Regions from separate parts of the Mus musculus genome. Here region 1 is linked to region 2. The links are chromatin loops, found by intact Hi-C in ENCODE. Cell type or tissue: heart. All regions are shown on one strand. Each heading gives the region's core, and the rest is flanking DNA. Links, peaks and the distances in the headings are about the cores only.

Region 1 (11,476 bases), core at 2,275-10,274, 100 kb after region 2:
AGAGCGAGTTCATGCAGAATAAAGCAATTACCACACATGAGCTCAAGTGAAGGTTCCCTGCCTCCCCATGGCATGCGTGGCTTCGTGCCATGAAATCAGAGTAGACAAGACTCAGGCGTGTCATTGGAATTCCAGAAAGTTGTGAAGTCTACATTTCAGGGCGGAATCGGCTTTTTCAACTTCAGGAATGAATTCAGGGAGGCTTAGATTTAGAATAATGGGGATTCTTACATTTAGAAGGCCAAACTGGAACTTACTAGCTCAGAGGCAAAAATGTATATTGTGTGTGTGTGTGCATTTGTGTGTGTGTGTGTGTGTGTGTGTGTGTGTGTGTGTGTATGCGTTTGTGTGTGTGTATGCATGTGTAGGCACATTGGAATAAAAATGAACTGGAACATGGAAAGTCCTTTAACCATTTAAAGGTACAATTGTTTCATTAATATTTACTTATATCTGATTAAATATTCATGATGCCTTGCCTCCTTCCTTGTCTAACAGTGCTTCATTCATGACCATCTGCACCAGCTCAGCACAAGGGAGGTCTCAATTAGCCATTCAGGCTGACAGCCTCTCAGCAAAGGGGCCCCTTCCCCTGCGATGGGCCGCAAGCAGACGAGCTTGTCTGTAGGCAGAAGCAACAGGGAAATAGAGGTGCCCTAGACTGGACTTATGGTCCAGCTGAGGCTGCCGTCTTGGCTGACCCTTCAAGAATGCAGACAGGATGGCTTTCAGGAGTGGAGCAGTAGATATAGGTGCGAGAAACATCTGCCAAGGGCACACGGTCTCCTGTAAGGAAGCAACAGTGTGCCCTTGACACCTCTGTCAGGTTTCTTAGCTGCCATTGTGAGGCTAGGCAATGGCTGAGCTGGTTTCAAATATAGATGTATTAGTCTAGAAAATAAGACTGAAAGTGTCTTCTCTTAAAGGACCAGATGGGGGTGGGGCAGGGGTGGAGTCAGTAATTCCGGGGATGGCAATTACTTATTTGCACAACTCTTTTCTGAGGTCTCAGGCTCCTTCATGCAGACCATCATGGCTACCTGAATTAACCCTGTGTTAGCATTCCGTAACTTTTTTCTAAAGGGCTTGTCTCTGGAGCACCCAGACTGCTGGATGGTATCATAAATGGCTAGACAGTTGAATCATGGTGGGAATGCTTATCTACCATGAAGGTTGATCGTACATGAGTGACGTTCTTGTCCATTGCTGAAAATCAAATATCCAGTGCTGGAGAGATGACATATTCAGCAATGTGTATGCTGTCTAAGCACGAGGGTCTGAGGTTGATCTCTGGTTCCCTCAGGAATAAGGTCTAAGTTCAGGAGGATGCGCTTGTAGTCCCAGGGGGAGGTAAGGACAGGAGATATGCCCATGACTTGCTGGACAATAGCCTAGACAAGCACTGAGATCCAGGCTCAGTGAGAGGCCCTCCTTCCAACACTAGGATGAACATGATTGAGGTAGAGTATGCACCACCTTCTGTCCTTCATGTGCACATAAGTGCATGTGTGCTCATGAGCACACACATGAACATGTACACACAGGAGCATGTACACACACATAGGCAAAAGCAAATGCCCACTTTTTAATCTTTAAATGATGCCAGACTGTGTGGGGACTGGGATGACATTAGAATAGAGGACTGCTTCCATAAGCATGCCCGCGTTCTAACTGCCAGAACCTTTGACTATGTCACCTTCCAAATGACTTTTAGGACTTGGCTAAATTGAAAGTCCTTGATGGGGAGACAAGTTCTGGATTATTCTGCTTACTCCCGCCTAACCATATGAATCTTAAAAAATGTAAATTAAGGTAAAAGAGTGGTTTGGAGTGATATGACATACTGGCTTTGAAGATGGAGAAAGCTGCTATAAGCCAAGAAGTTTAAGTAGTCTCCTAAGGCTGGGGTACCAGACCCAAGTGGTGAGGAACTGAATTCTTCTAAGAATCTGGAAGAGTAGCGAGCAAAAGCTGTTGATGCTATATTTTCATCTGGTGTGCCTCATCCTACACTTCTGGATCCAAACACCATAGATATGCCTGTCTTGACACCATTGTCTGTGATAACTGTTAAGGGTGGCAATAGAGGATTAACACAGCATCTCCAACCAGCACTCGCCATCACATGTCCAGGTTCTTTGCACTTAGGCCTCGCCCAGGAATCAGGATGGACGCAGAATGCAAAGGAAACCTTCCTTCCTTGCTTGGGAAAGAGCCAACCCGCCCGCCCGCCCGCCCGCCCGTGGGTCCTTTGCCTTGCCAGCTGCTCCAGAGCTCTTCCGGTTCCCATGCGGCTTAATGGAGAATGCAAGACGCAGAACCCAATTTTTTAATTTGTATTATTTAGTTTGGATCAGCAAATGTCTCCCGAGCTGTGTCCTGTGCAAAGTGAAATCACCTATACGCTGTGTCTTTAAAAGCCGGGGAAGTGCGCTGAGCAGCAGCTGCAGTCAATACCAATTTCCACATCTGGATCGATACCATCGGAGGGCTCAGGAGCTGCGAAGATTGTTTCACACACATTCTCCAGAGAGGGAGGGCTGGGGGAGAGGAAGGGAATTGGTTTTAATGATTTCATGGCTCTGAGTATTCCCTCTCTCCCTCTTTTCTTTAAAAGAAATAAATACATAAAATTAGAAACCAAATTTACGGACCTGTCAGTCTGCATCAAATCCAGTGTCTTTCCCTGACCTGTCACCGAAAGTGGCATCCAATCTAGCAAATGGCTTGATGCCGTGTGGGGGGCTCCGCAGCACTGTCTGTAATAACGCAGCAGTAAACATGCTTGCAGCGGGCCTCCCCTCAAGGACTTTACAGGCACTTCCTCAATCTGCAAAGACCAAACCAAGGTCCAGCAAAGGGTTCCCATCCACCCACAGAGAACAGCTGACTGGAGCGACTTCCGTGCAATGCCTACATGTATGTGTCTGACCGGCGAGGGTCTGAAATTCATAGGTCCTTTCTGTGTACCCCGGATTGGCCCCTCTGAATGCTGGAGTCTCCTGTAGCACTGGGCCGGGGAACTGTTTTTTTCACCAGGCCTGGTTGCCAAGATAATGCAACTGAGATGGAATAGCCGAGCAAGGGCGAGGATCATATGTCATTAGCCTTCCTGGAAGCTTTCCCAGTAGGTCAGGGGCTCCGGCTTTTTTTTTTTTTTTTCCCTGTGAGTGGGCACCGCTTTGGGTCCTCAGTGTCATGTGAGGCCTCACGACAACATGCTCTCCAGCCACAGAGCCCATTAGCTCACCTCCAAAGAAGGCTGACCCTCACTCTGCATACACAAACTCACCCTCAGAACGAGCCAACAAAAGAATAAATATGTCCCCTCTTGGCCCTGGTACATCGGGGCAGCTTAATCCTCGCCATGGTAAATGGCACAATTGTAACTGTGACCAGCTCGATCTTTTAAGGCAGATCAAATGACTTTCAGGGATGGCTCTGCACAACCCCCACCTGCAGGGCCCAGAGGTTTCATGAAAGGCTGATTTTCCATACAGCAGTTACAAAAATTTTCTTCCTGGACAGCGACTGTTATACCATTCTTTCCTTTATGGTTTTTACAAAGCATAGCCTTCTGGAAGTCACCACAGACTCCATTTATAGCTCTGTTTCATCTCCCCAATTTCTCTGTAGTTGGGGCCTGGAGAGAGTCTCATGGGTTGGGAAGGCAGTTGCTGAAGTGGCTGAGGAAACCGGGAAGGGGAGACTGAATAGGTTATCTAGCCCCTTGAGTACCAAGAGCGGGACAGGACCAGAGCAGCAATCTTAGCCTCCTTTTCAGGCTGATGTAGCACATTTCCATAAATAGAATCAGAATCACACAGTCCTTAGCCCCTTGCTGCTTGATTAAAAATAGGCTGCTGTCTACGTGGACTTGAGCCATGCATGCCTGGGCTCTGTGTCCTTCTGTAGGGCTCCCAGGCCTTTGCTTTGCTGGCTACTCTCATGAAGGACAGGTTTCAGGCACCTGCTTGGCAGGGAGAGGCCTGAAAGACAACATGTCTCTGAAGATATTATGGCTTCTCTTTAAGAGTCAGGAAATCCCCCAATAAATTAATCTTCTTGAAATGAGATTTCAAAAGATCACAAAATGCCAGCCTTCAGTCGAAAAACAGGGTTTTTGTCGTGGTTGTGTTTTCAGACTGTCCATGCTGTGTTTAATTCTTCCTGATGTGTGTTTCCTGCTCATCCAATACATCCCAAATCAACTAACTGCAATGAGTTTGATTATGAAAGTGTAAAGCCAGATAGAAAAATCTCCTCAAATCTTCCAATAAGTACCCAACAAAGTAAGATTTTTCTGTTTAACATCCAAATGAATGGTTTTATAAATGTTGTTATTGTTATCAGGGCTAGAGAGAGAGAGAGAGAGAGAGAGAGAGAGAGAGAGAGAGAGAGAGAGAGAGTTGGTAAAGTACCTGTTGTGTAATCTTGAAGACCTGAGCAGCCATATAAAAAATCAGCATGGTGGCATGTAATGTCGGTGTGGGGGAGGCAGAGGCAGATAGTACTCCAAAGTCAGCCAACCTAGCTGGTGAGCTCCAGGTCCTTTGGGAGATCCTGTGTGAAAACAACAATAACAATGAACAATATAAAACAAGCTAAACAAACAAACAAACAAACAAACAAGGAGCCAGGCCGTGGTAGCACACATCTTCAAGTCCAGCATGAGGGAAGCAGTGGTAGGCAAATCTCTGTAAATGCAAGGCCAATCTAGTCTACACAGAGAGAGTTCCAGGACAGCCATGGCTACATGAAAAACTTTGTCTTAAATAATAATAACAACAAAAACAACAACAACAACAAAAATGGAAGATTAAGAAAGATCTGATACAGACCTCTGGAAGAATTCTACATGCTTGCACAAACATCCACATGCAACTGTATATAAACATATGCAAACCACATACCCGCCTTATATATCCTCCCACTATATATACACATATGCAAACACCATACCCAGAGAAAAATAGTTGGAATAGTTGGGTAAATAAATTTTTGTTTGTTTTTGTTTTGTGGTTGCTTTTTGAGATAGGATTTCTCTGTATATCCTTGGCTGTCCTGGAACTTGCTCTGTAGCTGAGGCTGGCCTCGAACTCCCACAGATCCTCCTGTCTCTGCTTCCTGAGTGTTGGGATTAATCGCTTGCACCACCATTGCCTGACTATATACATATTTTTAATGGCTGTTTTTTTTTTTTGACTCCACGCAGCTCTAAGGGGAAGTGCTTACTGTAGAATGTTCCCCAGAATTCAGCAAGAGAGAGTCAAGTTTGTCCTCAGAGAAGAGCAGCTGAGTACGTCTTTGCCCATGGCTCACCGAACATGTTTTAGTTCCAAGGCTCTATGTTTCCTGGTCAACTGCTCTCTTCCTGGCTGAAGAAGTGAGCGCCATTCTATATTATGCTGTGGAAGCCCTCAAAGACCATGCTTTCTAGGAAAGGGGGACAGGAAGTTGAAAATGTGCCTATTTGTTACTTCTCCAGCACAGTCACCAATACCTGACAGAAAGCTCAAGGAAATAGACATTTATTTTCATTCTGTTTCAGAGGATTTGGACCACAGTTGCTTGGTTCTATGTGCTTGTGCTAAATGTCCTGGAGGCAGGGGTGTGCAGTGGAGGACCGCTGGTCACTCATGGCTGACTGTGAAGTAGAGACCAGGCAGGAAACAGCCAGGCATAATCTACATCTCCAAGGGCCTGCCCCTTGTGAGATCAACTTCCTCAATCTAAGCCAAACTCCTGACACTTCAACAACCTCCCCAAATTGTGCCACCTACTGGGGACCAATCATTCAAAACACTAGACAGAAAGAACAGTTCGTTTTCACTCCATAGCCATGTCCAAAAAGAGATTATCCCCAATGTTTGTTTAAAGATTATTATAAGATGGTCCCCAAATTTCATGGTATTAGTAAGAAGTTTTTTTATGGGCGTGTGGCATGTGTCACCATCATATATCCCCAGGAAACACACAGAGTGCATTATTTTCTGTCTGTTCCACAACGAACTGACTATTTTAAATACAACTAATAGCAATCGCTGTATAGGTTCAAGCAGCCATTAAAATATAGCAAAACACCAAACTGGCTACTAGAAATCCCAAAAGACACAATCTGTGTGTGACACCTGGGTTTACAAGGTCCTATTCCTTCCGGTCTGATAACTATCCCCTCTTACTGTCCTGAAATTTCTGGAGAGAGAGGTAACTGGCCCTTAACATGTCATAAGAAAGGCTCAGTTGTCTAAGTTTTGTTGGATAGCTGAGCAGATGAGGCGTCCACTCAGATTGACGGGCAATCTGATCCTGTCCTCAGGAAAGGAAACAGAACTGACATAGATATAGATCACAGCCTTCTTGCTTTTTCCTGTGTGTGCTTTTTTGACCGGCTTTCTTTAGGGACTCACTGTGGTGCACAGGTTGGGATCATATAGTAGCATATTTGTTTTGCGTTTTGTTTCCACTCATTCTGTGAAATTTATTGAGCGCCTACTAAATGCACCGTGCCATGTGCATAGGCGTTTATTTAATTACATCTTGCTTCATTTGGCAGATTGATTCCATAACCACAGATTAGTTGGCTGGGATTCTGATTCTAATTTTTCCCACAATGTGCTGTGTGGCTGCAAGTTAGGCACCCTACCTCTGTAAGATACCTCGATTTCTTTCTCTGCTGTGTGGAAATAATGGTACGTGGCAGGTGCTTAGAGATGTGTGGAGATGATTCACGTTCAAGAAAGGTGAAGCTTGTGGAGTTCAATGATTTCATCCTCAAAACGCCACTCTGAGATCAGCGCAGGGCAAGGTTTGTTTTAATTTATATTGCAATAGTTATGGGCTCTTCTAGATTTTCTTGTGATTTCTTTCCTACAGTCTTCTAATTTAACAACTGTTTGCTTGATTCCCAGGATTCTGTGTCAAAGTGATTAACTTGGATTGATTGACCAAACTTGAGTTCTTCTCTGAGAGGTTTTCAGTGGCAGTAAATAAATAGATAAAAATTTATACGTATCCAAAAGGTTAAGAGTGATTTTTCGTTTTAGGGGACAACATTTAGGTCTGAGCTTGAATCTGAGTTCTTGAATCCAGTACTTGCTCTATTCTACAGGCATCGTTGTTTCCCCTGAACCTTGAGATAACAACACTCAAGGTCTGGTGGGAAGACTGACAGAATCACACTGTGATTTTCTAAAGTCTGGAATCCTAAGCTAGGATAGCATTTTTCTTCCCGGAGAGTCTCCACCTATCAGCTAAGGAGAAGGGATCAAAGAAACAGGACTACATCAGGTGTCTATGGCGATACAGATAAGACCACACTCTGTAAAACCAGAGCAGAGAGAATATGTAAGAGACGCTGCTGAGGAAGACAATTCTTATGATCGCTGGATGGAAAAGTCAGTCTTCCATGAAACCTCTGTGCCCTGCAGCTGAGGCACAGAGCCATCTCTGATCTGCCTTAAGGGTGGCATTGGTCACACTTAAAACTATTTACCAAGATGAGGAGCAAGCTTCTTCGTCATATCAGGGCTCAGAGGAGATGCGGTTACTCCATGTTTGGCTCATCTTGAGGGTCAGTTTGTCTGGGCTGCACAAGGGCCAGCCTTCTTCAGAGATGAGCGGTTTGGCAGGTGAGCAGGAAAGCTTACAGAAATGCAGAGGAGAAAGAAGAAAATTCTAGAAGATAAATCTGAGGGTTAGCTTTCCCAAAGGGACATGTCATAAGTGATGCTAAGGATTCTGCATTTGGAGTCCTGTCACTTGGACCTCACCGACAGTTTGGGATCAGGTGAGCAACGTGGAACAGAAAAGTGAAGGGAAGAGACGAGCGCAAAGCTGTGGTCATAGTGCATGTGAGGGACAGAGTGGCTTGGAGTCAATATTGAAGGTGGATAATGAGAAGTAGCTGGGTCTACAGTTTTGGATTGAGCTCTATCCCCTATTGGAGGAAAGATTGGAAGAAGTGTATGTACTTGGAGCAAGAAAGCAACCTGACTTCAAATCCAGGCCTATGGAGTTGCAGAAGCCATTGACATGAGCCAGTGGATACGTCAAATGTTGTCTTCATCCCTTGTCTTAGGGTTTCTATTGTTGTGATGAAAACACCATGACCAAAAAAGAAAACTGGGGAGGAAAGGGCTGATTCAGCTTACACTTGGAGGACGGCAGGACAGGAACTCAAACAGGGCTGGAATCTGGAGGCAGGAGCTGCTGTAGAGGTTATGGAGGGGCGCAGCTTACTGGCTTGCTCCTCTTGACTTGCTCAGCCTGCTTTCTTACAGAACCCAGAACCCCCAGCTTAGGCAGGGCACCGCCACAATAGGCTGGGTCCTCCCGCATGAATCGCTTTTAAGAAAATGCCCTACAGCTGGATCTCATGGAGGTACTTCTTCAACTAAGGTCCCCTTCTCTCTGATGACTCTAGCTTGTGTCAAGTTCACACACAAAGTGCGCCAGTACAATACTCTTCTAATTTCTGTGACCAAATACTGGAGAAATGTGAGGGAAGAAAGGTTTATTGTGGGTTAGAATTTGACAGTGCAGTTCATCACGGTGGGGTAGACATGGCGGCAGGTACCGGCTGTTAAGCTGATGATAGTGGTTGGGAAAGGCTGGGCTGTGGCAATCAGAATGGACACCCGTGAAGAGTCCAGGGGAAGCAAGCATCTTGTAGCCTTAAGCCTGGGTAAGTGACCTTCCCACTATCTGTTGTAGAAAATTTCAATCCCAACCCAGGATTTCTACCCCATTGTGATCAGCTCCCAGATAAAAGCCACACACCTTTTATTATTTACAATAAGCCTTAAACAGCACAAGAGCTGGGCAGATATCTACCCTCTATACTATTAGAATCTACTTTCCTATTGCTAACCCTGAGTTATAGCCTGCAGGTAGACCCAAGTGACACTGTAACCTTGCCTCAAGTTATATCTGACTGGTAGATAAAGATGCCGATAGCAGAGCAGAAGAGACATAGGTAGGGTTTAGGATTCTTAGGCTTGGGGTTGGAGGGGAACCACAAGGGAAAGAAGGTGAAGGAGGAAAGGAGGAGAGGAGGAGAGGAGAAACTGCCATGGGTAGGTGAGTCATGAAACCGTGGCCCTGAGGGCTGGCCAATTGGAGTTAAGAGCAGGCCAGACAAAATGTCGGTGGCAACAAGGTCTCACAGCGGTGGTAGTTGGAGGGAACTTGACTGTATTGTTTGAGAAAACCCTATTTGCTTCCTCCGAGGCAGGTGCCAAGCAAGACGGCGTTGATTGACCTTAGGACCCAGCCACCAGGCTACCTACTCATTTGCTTCTAGATCTTTAGCTAGATCCCACTCTCAATGAGCCACTGAGGTGAGACACAAATTGTGGATCACGAGGACATGTGCAACATTTTTTTTCAAGAGCTAGTTGATTTTCCTACTGTGTACAGCAGGAATCTGAGGATAAGCATTGGGAGAGATACTGAGGACACATGACCAGAGGGGGAGGAGCTAAGGTTGGATGAGGTCAAATTGATTCATGTCTACTGTGCAGAAATTCTACCTGTAACATTGTAGCTTGGTGATTAGAAAGGACCCTAAGGTTGTAGCCATCTAGCTGAAACATGGGTCTAAAAAACAGTGTGTGTACCCTGAGCTCTTTTTTTTTTCCTTTTTTTCTTTTTTCTTTTGTGAAAACTGTGACTGAAAGAAACTTTGTAACAACAGTTTCTGTGAAGTGAATTCAAGACTCTCAGGAGATAAGAGTCTCTGTCTTCAGAACCTAAAGCCACCAAAAGGCCCCACCTTTTCAGATCCTCATAACGGGGAATAGAATTCAACATGAGATTTTGGACTGGGCCTTAAATATTCATGCTGATAACACTCTTTCTGACCCCATGCTCAGATCTGAGACCCCCCATCCCTCTCCCAGGAAAATAGAGTGAAAGATGTGGCTTAGCTAATCTTTTTATCTTTAAAGTGGTGGGACTCCATAATAGTGAACTTCAGGGCCCTCTAGCTCCTTCCCTTTGAGCTTACTGACTATGTCCCTTGACAGTGTGACAACAGTCAAGGAGGAAATGAGTGGAACAGTCTGCCTCATGTCCCGGCCTTTCTTCCATACCTTTATAAACAAACAAACAAACAAACAAACAAAACCATTAAAAGCAACACACAAAACAATGTCATTTACAAAGCAAGTTGTCCTTAGGGAGATGCAATCTTGTTAGCAGTTTAGGCTTGCCTGCACAAACATCTGTTTTAATAGCACATCTGTATAGATGCAATACTTAGCAGGATGACCTAGGCTTTCTCTTAGAGACTTTAATGGATTTTTTTTCTTTCTGTTTCTTGTTTTAAAACCCCTTCCCTACACAATTAGTTAGTTGAAAGTGAAATCGCTCTGCTGAGGTCCTGAAAAGGCCGATCGATAGCTGCTGGACGATGCTATGTGCGGGATTCCAGGTAGCAGCCGCAGCTGATGAGGCGGTGGGTAAGTGATGTCACCGGTGTCTGAGCTCTGACGCCAGGAAGCACAGGATGCTGCCCAGAGGGCCAAGAGGAGTAAGGAGGGCGGCTCCTGGCTGAGACAGATATGGATATGGCTAGGTGTGGGGGAGGGTTGCGCAGCCACTCTGGAGCTGAGGAGAGTGTTAGAGTCTGGGGGAGAGAGTCTCACAAGCCTGCTGTCTGAAAACTGGAAAGAACACAGATGATATCGTAGGATCTCTGGAGAAATTCTGGTTGGCGACTGGGCTCATTCATTCATTCATTCATTCATCTGCTCAGTGAATGCTTATCGAACGCCTATTCTCTGTCACACGACTTATTATCCGCCAAGAAAATGGACAAGACATAGTCTTTGTCCTAAGGAGTCAAATAGCCAGTGAGTTGAAAGTAAAACTGAAGCTGGTAATTGTAAAACACCAGGATCACTTCAGTGATGGCAATGTGTGCATGTGCTACCTCAAATTCTATACTTTAATACTTATTACATTTTTATATTTATTGTGTAATACTCCCAAAAGAGAATTGGAGGCAACTCAGTTTAAATAAGTGACAATTCTCCCTCATGTTCTTGGCATATAAACAGTGCCCTGTAAGTGCTAAAGTTGAAATTAGATAGCTGTTTTCAAGTACTTGTTTTCACAGACACAATTTTGAAAGTTTTTGAGGGAAACCCTCAAAATAGACATTACTGAATAACCCAATGCCCGTTTTCACACGCGGAATAATATTAAGAAGGAAATAAAGTGAACCAGGTAGTTCACAGTATGATGTCCGTAGCTAGCAAGGACATGTGATCTATAGCCAGTCCAGAAGTCAATGTGTTTTAACACTGGTCAGTATTTTGACTCAGCGATCTGAATCCGATCTGAATTGCAGATAGAGCGTCAGCCACAAGCCAGGGTTTTTTGTGGTGATGCTTGCCTGGCACCTCTCAAATTAGGATGCTTAGTAGTCATAGGCAATATTTAATAGACATGATTTGCAGTATCCTAAGAG
Region 2 (11,476 bases), core at 1,849-9,848:
ATTAAAACATAGTCAAAAGTAAAAGCTATGTGCTTACATTTTTAGAAGTCGCTTGGATGGCAACAGGTTAAGTAGAGGTTCCCAGGTATTGTGGCTGTGGGGTCTCCTTCACAATATCACCAAAAAAAAAAAAAAAAAAAGAAAAGAAAAAGAAAAAAAGCAAGAACTGCTACTGAAGAAATCATTGTAACTGTAGCTTTTATCAATGGACTGATGATACATAAGAAAACAGGAGAGGGAGTAAGAAAGGTGAAAACTCCTTTTTAGATGTGAAGGTGCTTTTTGTCAACCAAAAAAGCACTTCATACATTCAAAGGCTATTTATCCTTATGTTTGCATGCATGTGCACGTATGACTGCACATGTGTATGGTGTAATTACAATGTTTGGTGTATGCACAGATTCCCCAAATCTTTTCAGCAATCCATGGTCCTCCCGGGATCTAGATTGGGAATCACTGTGAGAGAGAAAGACTCAGAGTGAAGAAATCTATGTCTCCACCAACTCATTCATGGAGAGAAAATGACATTCCCACAGCTGACTGATTTTACACACACCACCCCTTGTTTTATTCCCACCAACAAGATCAACACGTTGATAGACACAATCCTGATTATTTCCCAGTTCACACAGTCTTGATTGTTGGTTTATAACACAATAAAATCTCCTTCGGGCACAAGAACCTATCTTCTGTGTGTATATCTTCCATTACAAATCGCAAGTACAGATATTGTGGGGGATAACATAATCAAAATAACATTTGGAACAAAGATACATGAGTATGATCAATGGGACGGGAAAGCAATTGCTTAAGAAACATTGGAAAATAATTCTTTGGATACAGACAGCCTTGTGGTTTTAGGACAGTTGAAGGATGATAAGAAAAAGGCCTTACCCTGAAGAACTATTGACCCTGACCTAAATGTGCTCATGGACATCCATACTCCCAGTCCACACCCCCTCCCTCCACCTTCCTGTCTGATTTCCACTCATCCATTCTTAGCTCCTGTTTGTCTGAGGCCACATGCAACTGGATTTGTCAAGTCCCCTCTTAGCAACTTGTTGTCACAGTCCATTACCAAATTGCATATAGTTATATATTCCACTAATTAGGCTTCTAAAATATCATTAACATGTCTCTTGATCATTAGCATAACGTATGAGGCGTCCTCGTTAGGCACGACTCGAGTTTGTTAACGTGGTAATGAGAGGCACAAGGCAGGCTCCGCAGAGAGGCATGGAGAAGTGGGGAACACAGAGGCACCAAGGATCCACTCGACAAAGGTACAGAGGGTGACTGTGACAAAGGCAAAGATAGAAATAAAAAAAAAAAAAACAAACGAAATGTGAAGAGCACACACAGTCCATGCCAAAGGGACATGAGCAAGCCAATGAAGCTGGCTGGCATCTACATAGGTGCTTAGCATATGGTGGCCCTTAAGGCGTATTCCTACCTTTAAGGCACCTGAAACCTAGCCCAAGGTTCTCATCTAGCCTAAATAGAAATCCTTAAAGTTTCCTGGACAAGAAGAAAATAATATAGAGAAATCTTCCCAGAGACTAAAGTCATAGATGAACATAGGTTCTTTTCTGGTACATCTCCTCTTCATTCCCAGGTACAGGGGACAACAGGCAATCACTGCTGCATGAGATTAGAACTACTCAGGGTAACTTTCTTCTAACCCTCAGGAGGGCCTTTATTAACACTGTCTCTGAGACCTCTCCCCTACTTCCTCGTGTGTGTGTGTGTGTGTGTGTGTGTGTGTGTGTGTGTGTGTATGTGTGTGTGTGTGTATGTGTGTGTGCACGCACACATACCTGTATCACTGATGATGGTGACATATGTATTAAGACAGCTTTTTTTTTTTTAATTTGGTTTTTCGAGACAGGGTTTCTCTGTGTAGCCTTGGCTGTCCTGGAACTCACTCTGTAGACCAGGCTGGCCTTGAACTCAGTAATCCGCCTGCCTCTGCCTCCCAAGTACTGGGATTAAAGGTGTGCGCCACCACAAAGAGCTTACCTGAAGAGAGATCATGGCTGTATATGTGCAGGGAAGAGAGGATGGAGGCCATTAAAGAAATAGAATAAGCTGGCAACTGGTATATACCATGTCAGATGCCAGTGAGCATCCACCAGGCATGTGGACTGAAGGGTGCGGTTTCAAATTGCCACCTAAGACTACATTTCCCAATTCACAGAAAGGTTTCTAACTGTGCTTGATAGGATTCCCAGGGCAAGAAGAAAAGAAAGTGTTTGGTTTGGCCAACGGGTGGGGAATTTGAAGAAGTCAGGAGAGATGACTTTATTGCACAAGCACACTGTTGTCTTTATTTCACCCTCAACAAGGAAGTGCTAAGTCCTACTGTATAGAGTCACAGTTATAGGTTGAGGGCATACAAGAGCAGCTCCAGAAACAAGCAAGAAGATGCTACTCCTAGTCTGCATAGGTTGAGGGCATACAAGAGCAGCTCCAGAAACAAGCAAGAAGATGCTACTCCTAGTCTGCCTATGTGAGAGGATCAACTGAGAACTCGAGAGTTTACAATCTGACCGGTTTTGCTCAGCACAGCTATTCTAGGCTAATCTCTGAGACTTGGAATCTCAGACAGATAGTTGGAAGCACCCAGTGGACTCACAGAGCAGCACAGGAAGAAAAGTGTGCGGCTCTCCTGGAATGACTTCAGCAAAAATCCCACTGGACACAGGTGTCTAGCACTTCCTCATATGTTGTCTCCTCCTGTTGGGGGGTCCTTTCCAGGCTGGCCTTGCCTCCCAGGTCCATAGTGGAAGAAAAAAATCTGTGCACCCTCAAGTATCAAGGCCAGAAACATCACAGAAGACTGACTTAGTAAACTTAGGTGGCCCCTAAATGGAAGTTTTCCAGAGTATGCAGCTCACTTAATATCTGAATGAATGGTCCCAATGGCCAATGGTAAGAATCCAGTCTATGACTTGACAATGTAAGGATATGCCACCAGGGCTCATTTTCAGCGAGGATGAATCTAAGCAATTGTTTCTCTGGATCAGAGTGGGTGGGAGAAACTGATCTCTCACTATTAGGGCACATGGAGGACAATGACAGAAAGTGTCACCTTAAGAGCCTTTCCTATTAGCAGAATCAGGAGACGCCCTCTGTGAACCGCAAGTACAATTCTTATATTTCAGCACCACAGAACCTTTTCTGGTCAGCTATGGCTCTCCACCTATGTGTCAAAGGAGTAAAGAAAACTCCCAAGGCCTGAGGTGAAGTCTGAATGGATTCATCGTGGCAGGAAACAGAATGGCCACCAAAAATATGGCTTTTTTTCACTATTATTTCCATTCAGATGGTCTGAAGGATGGGGTAGCTCAGCCCCTACTGCAGAACCTGCAAGAAGCTATACCCACAGCCCAGTCCCAAGGAACACCCCTGAGTGATCCCTTACAAAGCTTTCTCACCCCTGTTAGACAGACGAAGTTCCTCGTAGATAGATTCTCAGAAGCTAGCTCTTTTCCCACTGGAGAAAAGAAAGAAGAAGCAAAATACAAGGAGAAGGTATATTTAAAAAAAAATTAAAAACCGGGAAAAAAATTGAACCTCAAAACCTTCAGTTGGTAATGACAAAAGTAATCATACATTCATTATCTCACTCTGTACCCAGGCTCCGGGGATGCACTTAGAGGCAATTCTTTAACTCAAGCTGGTAGGCAAGGCAATGGGACAGGAGGAAGAGATGAATATAAATCCACAGTGATGCCTGGATACAAAGTCACACAGACAAAAGGCTAATTAGTTAGTAGGGTTACTTGTAAATTGATGGAATGCCCTAGTGTTTGAAAGCATGCAAAACTCAGAACTCAGGAGAACGACCCTGACAAAGAATAGCCTCAAAGCAGCACCTCTGGGACACCCTCTTCAAATAAACACAGTGGGTCTGCGCAGTGTGGCTTTTTACACTGGGTGTTTTAGAAAGAGTTCAATGCAGCTGTTTGCCTAAGGCAACAATGCGTTTTCTTATTCCACAAGCTCTGACTTTAGAAATGAAACAAAAAGTAAACTTTAACAGTGTCCCTGTAACGATGGCCACAAATTCAACATCTGTAAACAGATAGTGATATTCTATTTAAGTTGGGTTTTTTGTAAGGCTGGTTCTCATCTTGCTGAGAAGGAGAAGTGGCCCTACATCTCTGAGTCATGGTAGTGGTTCAACCTGCCCAGCTTTACTTGTTTGGAGCCTACTGCTCTCTCCCCGCTGTCCACCCTCATCCTGCCCTGCTCTGAACCCAGCACACGGAAGGATGATGGAGATGATCCAGAATGCAATTACTGATGGAGAAGATGATCTTAGTCTACCTCATGGATTGGGAGCGGCAGCTAAACAGGACAATTTTGAAGTGACCTGCAGGCTGGTGGGAAAATAGCTCAGTGGGTCAAAGTACTTGCTATGTCAACCTGACCATCTGTATTTGATTCCTGGATCCCACTATGGAAGGAGAGAATTGATTTCTAAAGGCTATCTACGAATCTCCACATATGCCATATGTCCTGTGGCATGTACACACCTGCACACGCACACACACACACACACACGTATGTTTTATAAAATGACCTGGCTACATGTGGTGATTGTTGCCTATAATCCCAGCACTCAGATAATACAGGAGATGATGGATATTTCTTTCTGAGTTCAAGGCCAGCCTAGTCTACATAATGAGTTCCAGGCCAGTCAAGGGTATACAGTGAGAACCTGACTCAAGAAAGAAGGGGAGAGGCTTGTCACTTATAAATGGATGCATGGGGGGAAGCTTAAAACCAATGTCTGTGGAGTAGGAGGGAAAGATTCGAACACAGAACAAGCCAAACAGCCCCAGTGCTACAGAGCTCTCACAGAGGCATCCCAGGTCCCAACAATATGACTTTTCCAATTGAGAAAACTCCCTTGCCCTACTTTGGGATCCCAGGTAAGAATGTTTGGTTTTGTTTTAACACAGAACAGCTATCATATCCATAGAACAGCTTCCAGTAGTCCTTTTGCTTATAGGAATGACATGGGCCAAGAATGGGCACCTAAGTGCCTCTCCAGAGGGAGGGCATGGCTTACATGAGAATAGGAAGGGATGTGTCATACACAGGAAGTGACCTGTTCTTTCCACAAAAGGGAGAGCCGAGAATTCATACCAAGGATGAACACTGAATACAGTCCATGTGTCAGGAGCCTCACAAACTGCCACCGCCTTGTCGCCTGGAACACTGTCCTCTGATTCTCCACACTCACTCCCCCAAGAGCCGAATAACCAGTAAGCTGCTGCCCAAAAGATATTGTAAATAGCTCTGAGAGAGTACAGTTCAGGCAGCTTCCAATTAGCTCTCACTTAACAGTCGTTTTCTCCCTGCCAAGTTTGTGCAGTGAGAGCCCCAAGCCCCCGCCTGCTGTTTGGCTCTGGGTTTGGGAACACGGGAGTCATGATGGTGATTGGGCCGCTAGAAGTCAACACGTGTGCATATGTACGAAGCCAGGGAGAGAGTTAAAACGTGCTTTGGGGGGAGGTCAGTACCAAGCACAGTCTGGCGGTAAGACCAAAAGCTATGCAGAGTGCCAGGGATCCACCTCTTTCTCTAGCTCTGGCCTACCCCTAACTTAGCCAGCTTCCATTTAATTATGCCTGGTCATTTTACCCTTTACCTACCCTCCATCCTGCTCGGTACCTCTCCATCTGAATCTCAGTGGAGATATCTAGGAGCTAAAGACAAACCAATGGCCAATTAAAAGGTAAGTGCCTTGTGTTAAAAGCCAGGCCATTCAATATTCATAACTAGGTAGCTTTCGATATGGATGAAGGACAATACAATCTATAGTCAAGGCTAATCGGGGCACCTCGTTTTGTAACATAACCAAACACCTATTCAGCTGACGGGTGGGAACCACCTGCTCTCTCCTCAGCAGACTTCGGCACTTTATAAATATTAGAGATGTAAAAGACCAAAGAGTTGTTAATGTGTTTATTTCCTTATAATGAATTCTTCAGGCAACGGAGAGGATCACCGAAGCAGAGCTTAGTTAAAAACCCCAGCTGAATTTGGCAGCCCTACTGTTCTTTGGAGCAGCATCTAAGTAGTACTGCAGGAGAGAGCGTAAAGATTGTTCACTTGGGTATAATTTTTTTGAGAAAAGAGAAAGTGAAGATTTATCTCCCACTCTTACATTTCTTTTTCCAAATTATAAGATCATCAGATTCGGCACTAGACCTATAGAACGAAAGAGAAACGAGAGAGGGAAAAAATGCGCAGTAAGGCGGTAAGGCCGGACACAGTTCTTTTCAAGGTTGAAGCACATGAACCTACTCAGCCCGTAGGGTTTCTCCTGCCAGCAACGGGATTACTGTCTCTAGAACAGTCAACTTTACAGTCTGTTCTTAGAACCCATAAGTAGTGCTTTTAAATGTTGGTTAATAATGTGCTCGACTCTATTTATGGGGGAGGGGTGTTTAATCTTTCTCAAAGAGTTAAGACAAGGTCACTTTATAAATGGACAGCAACGACAGGAAGTGATTACAGCTCACCTAGCACAGGGCTTCCAGAGAACAATCAAATCAAGATTCCTGCTCCCAGAAAGGGCTCTGTCCACTGGGAGGCAGCAAAGGCTGCCAGAAAGAGAAATGGGCCCGAGCTTGGAGACCTGGGTTCTAGTCCCTGCAAGTATCTTTATCTTAGAATCTTGGCAAGTGTACTGTGGCCAGCCATAGGATTCTGCCTAAAACTTAGGGCAGACAAAAAAAGAAAAAATTAAACAAGAGATGACGAAGCACGTAGGTGGTAAAGATAGAAGCTGTAGGAAGAAGATACACACACATAACAGAAATTTGAACTTTATAACTTTCCCCCAGTGTGAAAGACACCTCTACCACAGATAGTCAATGAGACTAGAACAAAGCAAATACAGTTGCGCATCCACATTTGCAGATTTGGGACTGAATTATCCAGTGTAGAATGAAAATCATGGCTGCCAAATATAGTTTGGGGCTTTTGCTGTTGTTGTTTGTTTGCTTGTCATTGCTTTCTAAATAGCTATTAATATGCAGAACATCACCATTGGGTTTTTTTGCATAATAAAATTCAGATTGAGATTATTTAAAATATATGAGTGATCATATGGTGATATGCAAATACTTATGCCATTATGTAAAAAAGAATTTGGGCATCCTTGGATTGGGTATCGTGGAAAAGTCTGGAGCTCTTGGAATCAGTACTGAGGTATAATGGCACACTAAATACAGTATGCTCCATTCCTGTCCTGTCCTGTCCTGTCCTGTCCTGTCCTGTCCTTTCCTTGGCTTTTAGAAATAGGATCTCTCTGCAAATCCCTGGCTGTTCTGGAACTCACTCTGTAGACCTGGATGGCCTTGAACTCACAGAGCTCTCTGCCTCCTGAGCTCTCGGATTAAAGGGATGCATCATGATCACCGGTTTTTAAAGTATGTTTCTAAGGGTTGTAGTGAAGGAAGATGGTCCTCGGGTCAAATTAATTCTGAAAAACGCTACTACACTATACACACCCTTCTAGCAGATATACAACAGACATTATATTAACACTCAGAAAAGGCTTGTGGTAAAGAAAAGTCGAACTTACAAACTCACTTGACAATGCTCTCTCCTTTCACACAAACAAATAAACACACACACACAAACACACACACACCAAGTAGATGGCATTTAAAGTTATTTATTTGAATGGCAATAATGACTAGTTTTGATTTGGAAAGTTAATGTCATTGAACCGCTGGTCAAGGTCTTGGGGGGCTATAGCATTTTAGCTACAATACCCTCCTTATTCTCTCTGATTAGCAGCAGCACGTGTTTGAGAGGCAGCTGGCTAAGGTGAAAGGTTAATTTCGTGGCCTTGAATCTCAGTCCAGTGAACAGACGCCAATGGGGGCTGGACCTCATCACCTCGTTCTCATTAGCTCTACCCAAGTGAGCTTAGGAGCCGAAGAAAAGAGCCTTAGTCACCATCACAAAGGGAACTGGAACTATATCATCACCAACACAGAACCAGTGGGCTCTACCTCATATGTTGAAGAAGTCACAAAAAAAAATTAATGAAGGTAAACTATTTTATCCTATCAGGAAAGCTGGACTCTTGGGAGGTTTTATAATCAAGGCCTTGGGATCCGGCCTCCAAGAGATCAAGTTCCAAGTTCATCTTTTAACAGCTATACAGTCTCGAATTTAACAGATTACCTACTTGAATCTCAGTCTCAAAACTCTATCAATAACAATAAAGATACCCCATTCCTCAAAGGTTTTGATGAGGATGCAAGGAAACGATGTTTGCCAATGAACTTAGCACTGTGCCTATCCCAGGATAAGAACCAATAACACTCATAATTACCCATTTATTGACCTGTTTACTTATTCATGTATGTAGTTAGTTACTTATTTGGGGGGAGGGCTGGGACCTGGATTTCAGGGCCTTCCGCATGCTTCCCAAAGATTTCTCCCACTGACCTCCACTCTTAGTCTTCTTTCAATTTGGTATTTTGAGACAAGATCTTAACTGAGCTGCTTAGACTAGCCTTTGCTCTGTAACTCAGGTAGTCCTTGAATTCAACAATCCCCCTGCCTCCGCTTCCCAAGTAGCAAGGATTATCAGTCTGTGTACCAGGACTGACTATATTGCTATATTTAAAGGAACCGAATCATGTCAAGAATAAAGTAGGTAGCATTAGCAAAATCATCATCATCATCATCTTCTTCTTCTTCTTCTTCTTCTTCTTCTTCTTCTTCTTCTTCTCTCTCTCTCTCTCTCTCTCTCTCTCTCTCTCTCTCTCTCTCTCTCTCTCTTATTATTTTTATTTTGTAATTCATGAAAAAAACATGTGCTTCTTAAACCTTTACTGAAAAATCTCAGTGTGAGGCTGAGACGACTTTGGTCAGGTTTCCATCCTTTGCAGAGATTTCTAAATTGAGAACTTCGATGTCTGCAAAACATGATTCAGCTAACTAAACTTATTTTATTGGTACACTCCCAGGAATACCTTTCTCAGAGGAGATACACCCAACACGGCACTTAATCCTTGCAAGGTATTATTATGTAGCCTAATTTTTTCCTATCAAAACCAAAATAAAGATCGGAAGATGAGGTTCCCAACCACACATCAGAGGAGACAGATGAAGAGTGGAGAAGTCTTGGAGGCAGAGAAAAACCTCAGGAGGCACAGGAGATAATACATGAGGAGCCCAAGGACACTGACAGGAATGGTATGACTTCTGGCCTTGGCATTGCTGCTGCCCGACCTGTTCATACATGGTAGCAGCCCAAATTTGTAGGGCAGCCATTTAAAGGCTACTAGGAAACTCTCAGCAGCAGCTCTAAGGCCTGAATGGAAAGAGTCAAAAATTCTCTTTTTCATCCTTCCCCCCTGGGCTCTCATCTTTGGAGATTGCCATGGTGACCACCTAGAAGGCATCTTAGTAACCAATACCCATATCCTTTGCCTTTCCAGATGCCTGGCTCTTAAGCTCCAAGACTCTTTTAGGCATGTGGGGCCAAAGGTAGCCAAATTCCAAAGCCAACAGTGCTAGACATGCCCTCTCTCCCTCCCTCTCCTACTTCACCCCCTCCTCTGGTGACAGGCCACCTGTAATTGTCTCTTTGGTCTGACTTATTGGTGATGTGCATAATCCAATGCTGCTACTAACTGAGTCCTTGCCCAGAACACACACACACACACACACACACACTTTAGTGACTTTGGCCATGTCTAGTGACTGCTTCCCAGGGCCATCGCATCAATCCAATCAATGCTGGAACAGCTGGCTCTTAATAACACTGGATTAAACAAATCGATTACAGAAAGGTCAATTTGGTACCTAACATTTAGAATGTAGGGACCTGAGCATTTGGCATCTGTTGGGGACCAGTGCCATATAAGGTCAGGAATCTTACTCCGGAGTAGAATTCCTTACCTGAACAAAGGAAATATTGATCCTGAAAAAAAATAGTCATGGCTTTAATGTTCTTATATTTACTTGCATGAAGAAAACTGAATGAGGGGCAAAGATAGCACACACACTGTTTTAAAAATTCCTCGTGGTTGTGTGTGTATATAATACTGCATTCAACAAGACCAAGGTAAGAGGATCAAACTCCACGCATTTGTATTATAGTCAGAAAGGGGCCACCGGTTGGAAAGAACCGTGTCCACACATGTCCTTTGACCTCCTGAGAAGTGAAAACGGTTGAGACATCTCGGGAGATGCTCACAGTCCACCTGACATGTCATGCAAAGGAAGCCTGAGCCTCCAGTTGGCTCTGCCCCCTGGAAACCTGCTTGTCATTACCATGTGTGCTGTGAGAAGCCCAGCCGAATGCTGTAAAATGTGTGGAGCCCATGTTTTATGAGCTGCCTCCACAGTTCAGAGGGTGAAAACAGGCAGAGGGAAGCGGGATCGCAGACCCATCATCGGCCAGTTGGCAGACATCAAGATGCAGGCAGGAAGTCAGCCAATGCTACAAGTCACATGTCAACAGAAGTGAGGGAATGGGGTGGGGGCGGGGGTGAGCACAGGGGGAAGGAGTGAGAAAGAGAGATTGGGGGATGGACAGGACAACAGGACCACGTAGCAAGCAAAGGGAGGTATCTGTGGGCTGACCTGCTGCGGCCCGTGAACCCTGAGCACAGAAGGAATCACAGCCAGTTAGGGAAGAGCTGCCATCAGTGTCCTCATTTTAGACTCCTTGAGCCTCTGCCATAAAAGGAGGTGTGTCCTTGGTTAGGACATGTAATGCACTGTAAAATGAGAACGGTTGAACCACTGGTCCATAAAACAACAAAAGCAGCCCCACAGGGCTTTTACAAATTTACACACGCACACACACACACACACACACACACACACACACACACACACACAGACACACACAGAGAAGGGACGGGACCACACTTCTCAACAGGGAACACCTCAAGTCTAGGAATCAAATGCCCAGGTACTGCTAGGCATGGGCTGGACTGTGCTTGGCTTCAGATCGGTCATCCCACCAGACTGCCATCTCTTGAGTATATGGGAGTCTTCTAGTCAGATCCTACTTTATCAGCAAGACACCAAGGCCTGACAGATCCCCTAAAAATCACCTCTCTGGTTCCAAGTGCTTTAAGGGGTCTATCTTGTGGCAGGCTTAAATGGAGTGTGCTTTAGGGAAATCCTGCCTTTCACTCAAAATTGGTCAAGTCCTAAAGTGGGGTTTGAGTTCCGCATTTTCTTCCCTGCTTTCCCTAGAGATGGAGACGGGGAAGATATTTGCATTGTATCCACTAATTATGCATACTAGTTTATTTATTTAAACAAACAAACAAACAACAAGACCCATGCATAGCATGAGCTAGGTAACTAGCACTGTGCTGACAGCTGTGTCTCGTCCCTGCCCCCCCCGCCCCCGCCCCAGGGGAGAGTCAGAGCTCGCCTACACAGCGATCATAAAAACAGAGTGTGCACACCT

What was found. Hi-C counts contacts between places; a loop is a spot of excess contacts. Peaks named below come from ENCODE experiments on the same cell type or tissue, not always from the same donor. Only the 100,000 strongest peaks of a DNase experiment are listed, where the experiment ranks them.
Region 1: it touches region 2 in a loop (2.9-fold over the local background); 3 of 42 quality-filtered maps call a loop at or near these places.

The regions. Positions count from the first base shown.
Region 1 is chr1:168,473,292-168,484,767 of GRCm38, forward strand. It overlaps Gm39696 (a long non-coding RNA gene), which reads right to left. Exons shown (of 3, transcript XR_865718.1): 2 at 4,422-4,563; 3 at 2,343-2,540. Among named protein-coding and RNA genes, the nearest start is that of Mir6348, 12 kb to the right of the region's middle. In heart, for the core only: a CTCF peak has its summit at 5,790 (motif pointing left); a DNase peak (open chromatin) is centred at 3,890; H3K27ac peaks cover 2,899 bases.
Region 2 is chr1:168,369,973-168,381,448 of GRCm38, forward strand. All of the region lies in intron 2 of Pbx1 (pre B cell leukemia homeobox 1), which reads right to left. Gm51671 (a long non-coding RNA gene) reads left to right here. Exons shown (of 2, transcript XR_003948152.1): 1 at 1-2,383; 2 at 2,447-11,476. Among named protein-coding and RNA genes, the nearest start is that of Gm51671, 30 kb to the left of the region's middle. In heart, for the core only: a CTCF peak has its summit at 6,602 (motif pointing right); a DNase peak (open chromatin) is centred at 5,419; H3K27ac peaks cover 550 bases.